Regions from separate parts of the Homo sapiens genome. Here region 1 is linked to region 2. Evidence: read pairs that join two places in POLR2A ChIA-PET (ENCODE). Cell type or tissue: PC-3. All regions are shown on one strand.

Region 1 (2,500 bases), 500 kb after region 2:
AAATGTTATTAATATATTCTTTCCTGTGTATATTAGGTTGTGAAAAATTGCTGCTGCCGCTGCTGTTACTATTTTAATGAGCAAAGTTCTTGCAGCTCTTTTTATGACAGCTACATTTGTTTGCAAGCTGTTTGGCTTTGGCTAGGGGTGTAGACAGCAGTTTTGGAATGAAATGCATCTGTAGGAAGCCAGCAGGTCCTAAGGGGATCATACCCTTGACCTTGGTCTCATTCACATGTTGCCCTGAGCAACCAAACTAATTGCCCATTATTTAGCAGATTAGATCAACAAGGCCTAAAAGAGTTATTAATAATATCCCAAAGATAGGAACTCTCACTGGGGCAACACTTAGGCAGTAGAAGAGTCAATTTAAGTATTTTGAGATATTTTGAGTATTTTTCATTTAGGCAAATCAACTTCTAAGATAGCAGGTGTGTATGTGTATGTAGATAGACCTGTGATCATGTTAACCAAATTCCTTAAGGGTAACTAAGATAGCATATCCTTTGTTAGAAGTCAAAGAGGTCTGTCTAGCTGTGGCTGTGATTTTGTGATATTGAGTAAATGGCTTCTTTTCTCTAGATACCAGCTTTCCTATTTGTCAAACAGGGGTTAGATTTGCATTACCTAAGCAGCAAATTAAGAGTTTAGACTTTTCCATCAGAGTTCCTCAACCAGCATAAAGGAGTATTTGAGTACCTTGGGGGATCTCGGATCATAGCCTAAAGCTTTACAAGAGCAAAATTTTGTTGAAGTCATTTTTTATTTATCTAAAAATTCACATAAATGTTGCACTCTCCTCCACATCATATTCATGTTTATTGTATAGTGTATTATTTTCCCCAAGTTGAGTAAAACCAACCCATCAGGAAAATGCACGATGATTATCTTGGGCTTCTAGTAACTCCTGGCAGTCCCCCAGGAAGATGTAGGCACATACCATTTTGAAACTCTTCGCACCAAGTGATCTAGTGTTGGCTATAGCACTCTCAACTTCTCCACTGTTCAGCAAAGCCTAATAGCCGAATGTACTTTGTATATGGAGGAGATAACATGGATAACAGCAAAAAGAATGGACTTGTGCAAGTTGTTCCTTGCTATTTTAAAAAGGTCCCCAAACCACCTTTGGCTTTATCTATCCAGTAAGTTGTAGTCATGAGTTTTAAACTGGCTCTTGGGAGCTCTGAGCGTACCAGGCATATCACTGGGGGAGTGGCTGAGCTTTGGTTTTATATTTAGAAAATCAGATTGGGGTTGCACTGCTTTTAGAACTCTAGGCCTTCATAATATGGACTCTTAATAAGTCAAACTTATATTTTGCTTACTTTAGTTGATGTAACATCCAGTTAGTTCTATGTTGGTAAGTTTGTGGCTACAATGTGGTTGGTGACACAAGGATGACTAGTTTAGGATACAATGTCAAAATAGCCCAAGCAGGGGTTCTAAAAGAAAACCTGAGTTCATGTACAAAACAGACATTGGAAGCACAGACACAACCTTATTCAATGAAAGAAAATTTAAGGATATTATTTGCTTCTGTAACTATTATTATTTAAAAATTTGAAGATTAGGAAGGAGTTTATAGTCTTTCTTTTAAGTTTAGGATTTCTCCCACCACCTTATCATGATTATTTTATAAGGGATCTCGTATGGTACTAGAGCAAATTGTTACTATTTCTTCCTAGAGAACATGTTGCAAAATGTTTCAGGAACATTTCTTGGTAACATAAAGTGACTAAGCAAATTCCAGAAAATTCTATTGTTTGTAAGTTGAAAAATCATCCTATAATCCCTTTCAAGTCAACATTAGCGCTCTTTATCAAGAAAGAGTCCATTCTCAAGACATTAAGACTCAAATGCCTAGAAGTGATTGGTTAAAATACTGTAAACCTAGCGGAAATTTGTTGCATTGTTTTCTATAAACCATAACCAGAGCTCATTAATTGAAAAACAAATGTCATTTTGTGTTAGCTAGCATCTATAAACCAAAAAGGTACAGTGATCCTGGCATGTGATGGGCAATAAAAACATCAGCAAAATGTATCAGGTAAAATTGAGAGGAAGGAGTGGGGAGGGGTAAATTCAAAACCATATTGGAGTTTACTGCCAGGGCCCCACATAAAGAGTTTTAATGAGGCTTCTGCATCAAAATAAGTGAAACCATACGGAATTGTAATTATTACTGCAGTGTATTTTAAGTACAGATACACCTAAGAAGCAGTTTTTACATTAACATGTCTATCTGTGTGAACTCCATACTTCTGCAGGGGGCACACGTTGGCGTTTTAAGTGCGACTTCTTTCTGATACACGCTGTTCACATTATTCTGGTTCTTCTTATATGATCTAAATATTGAACTTAATGCATACAGAAGTGCCCTGCCCATCGCTGTTAGTTCTGCCAGCTCAAGGTCACCTGGATGCCCTGCAATGCAGAGGCTGCCTGAGGAACGTCTGTGGCCTCCATTTGGCCTCTGTATTGTACGAGGCAGGGCACAAGC
Region 2 (2,500 bases):
TATTAAAGGCTGAAAAAAAAGGAAAGAAATTCACAAATAAATATGATCTGATTATAGCTATGCACCATTACTATTTGATGAAACCACATTAATTCAGCTTTCACTAATTTCAAATTTATAATTGTTGGGGCATGGTAGAGATTGAAATTCAGCTTTTACTCACTATGAATAAAACTAAATGAACTGAAGCTACAAACAACTCAGGGCTTTCAAGAACCCCTTACTGCCTTTCTAAAAATGAGAAACTCAGAAATGTACACCATATTAACAGAATTTATTAATTTCAGGTATGTAAGTCAAGAAAAATACATTTTTCCTATACTTTCATTTGTAACAAAGTGGGCTGAATTATTTATTCAAATTAAGCTACTACAGTTCCCTCCCATTTACCTAAACATCTAAAATGCTAATGCTGCTAATAAAATAGCAGTAGTAGTAGAGGCAGTGCAGTGTTAATGCTAATGGTAGTGTCCATTCATTGATTTCTTAAGCCTCTGTGCCAATCTCTATTATCATTTCCAACCTCGCCCCTATGCACTTTTCACTGCAGGGCTGAGTTCTCTACACAAATCCTGCTTTGTATGCCTTTGAATCCTTTATCAGGTTGGAATAATCTTTCCAATTTTGTCTAGCTAACTCCTATTCAACCTTTGAAACTCAGCTCAGGTTTCATATCCTCGGGGAAACCCCTAATCCCCTGGTTCTCAGGGTATCTACAGCACTAGGGAATAGGTGATAGCACTGTAATGTTAGGCTAGATCTCCTTTTCTACCTCCACTACTTATCTGTAAATCACTTGTAGTCAGGAATCACATCTTACCTTATTATGCATCCAAACAGCTATCATTAGAAGAGACAGTCAATATATTACTTATTGAATGAATGAGTCAGGCACTATACCAGGAATTTAATTATGGTAAAACAAATACTTTAAAATTTTACTGCTAAAAATAGCTTGAGAGATGGAATATAACATGATCAAGGTCTCATGGTTACTGGGTGATGGAATCAGAAATAAATCCAGGCCTGCTGGGTTTCAGGCCAGGTGACCCTACGCTTTCAACTCAAAGTGTTATCTTAGATTCTTAGGTCTTAGATTCTTGGATGGGATCTCTTCCAGTTTTAGAATAAAGCCACTTCTCTCTGGCCAACTGAGGAGTCAATTTTAAGCATGCAAACTGGGATTTCAGTTAAAAAATAAAAATTATTTTAGTGTTACAAATTGTCAGTGAAGGACTTTCTCAAAGCTTTAATCATATAAATAGTTTGACATCTCTAAGGTAGCAGTTCTCAATTTCATATTGTGGATTATTTCACGAGAGGAAAAAAGAGTGACCAACTCCATCTATACCCACTATGTCACTGAAAAGAAACCTCATCATGACTCATGGGAAGAATGGCATCTGAAAAAATACTTAAGAAATGTCACAAGTAAATTATTAATCCATGCCATAAAACAGACTACAGATACTGTCATATTATAAACCTTAGAATTTCAAGAAACCAGCTGGAAGACCACCCAGAGAATCCTAGAAGACCATCAGTGGTCTATGGGGACCATACTTTGAGAACTACCGTTATAAGAAATGAAACTGCTTCCTCCTCAGGAACTTCATCTTTTTGTTGGGGGAACACACTGTCCTTCAAGCCAAAAACATCAAAGTATTAAGACCTCTAAATTCTTCTAAAATACTGTCATAACCCCAAACTACCTTGTTCATGGGATGTAGTCATGTAGTTGTAAATGCAGATCTGCTTATCTATTGTTGGTGTATAGGAATGCTTGTGATTTTTGCACATTGATTTTCTATCCTGAGACTGTGGAAGTTGCTTATCAGCTTAAGGAGTTTTGGGGCTAAGACACTGGGGTTTTCTAAATACAGAATCATGTCATCTGCAAACAGAGACAATATGACTTCCTCTCTTCCTATTTGAATATCCTTTTTTCTTTCTCTTGCCTGATTGCCCTGGCCAGAGCTTCCAATATTTTCACATGTGCTTACTGGTCATTCACATATATTCTTTTATAAAGTGTCTATACAAGTTTTTTTACCTGTTTATCATTGGATTCTTTGTCACATTATTACTGATTAATAAAGAGTACTGTATATATTCTAAAGGCAAATTCTTTGTCAGATATATGCATCACAAATATTTTTTGCCTGTAAGCTGCCTTTTCATTTTCTTGACAGTATCTTTCAGAGTGCAAGTTTTTTAATGTTGGTGAAGTTCAATGTATCACTTTTTCTTTTGTTGTTCTTCATGCTTTCTATGTTCTATCTAAGAAGTCTGTCTAACTGAGGTCATGATATTTGGTGAAAGGGGCATCCTTGACTTGTTCTCATTCTTAAGGTGAAGGTTTTCTCCTACACATTTTTCTAGAAGTTTAATAATTTTAGCTATTTTAATATTTGCACATGGCACGAAGAAAGGATTGAGATTGTTTTTCCACATGGATACCCAGTTGCTTCAGCACCATTTGTTATAAATAACCTTTCCC

Evidence for each region. ChIA-PET counts read pairs that join two places held together with the same protein. Peaks named below come from ENCODE experiments on the same cell type or tissue, not always from the same donor. Only the 100,000 strongest peaks of a DNase experiment are listed, where the experiment ranks them.
Region 1: POLR2A ChIA-PET joins it to region 2 with 9 read pairs; 1 of 35 experiments calls an interaction of 5 or more read pairs at or near these places.

Annotation. Positions count from the first base shown.
Region 1 is chr6:45,542,313-45,544,812 of GRCh38, forward strand. All of the region lies in intron 7 of RUNX2 (RUNX family transcription factor 2), which reads left to right. Among named protein-coding and RNA genes, the nearest start is that of RUNX2-AS1, 33 kb to the right of the region's middle. In PC-3, no CTCF peak of the experiment used is centred here; a DNase peak (open chromatin) is centred at 1,369; H3K27ac peaks cover 1,576 bases.
Region 2 is chr6:45,043,693-45,046,192 of GRCh38, forward strand. The region is part of intron 3 of SUPT3H (SPT3 homolog, SAGA and STAGA complex component); the gene reads right to left. Among named protein-coding and RNA genes, the nearest start is that of MIR586, 150 kb to the right of the region's middle. In PC-3, no CTCF peak of the experiment used is centred here; a DNase peak (open chromatin) is centred at 1,389; H3K27ac peaks cover 879 bases.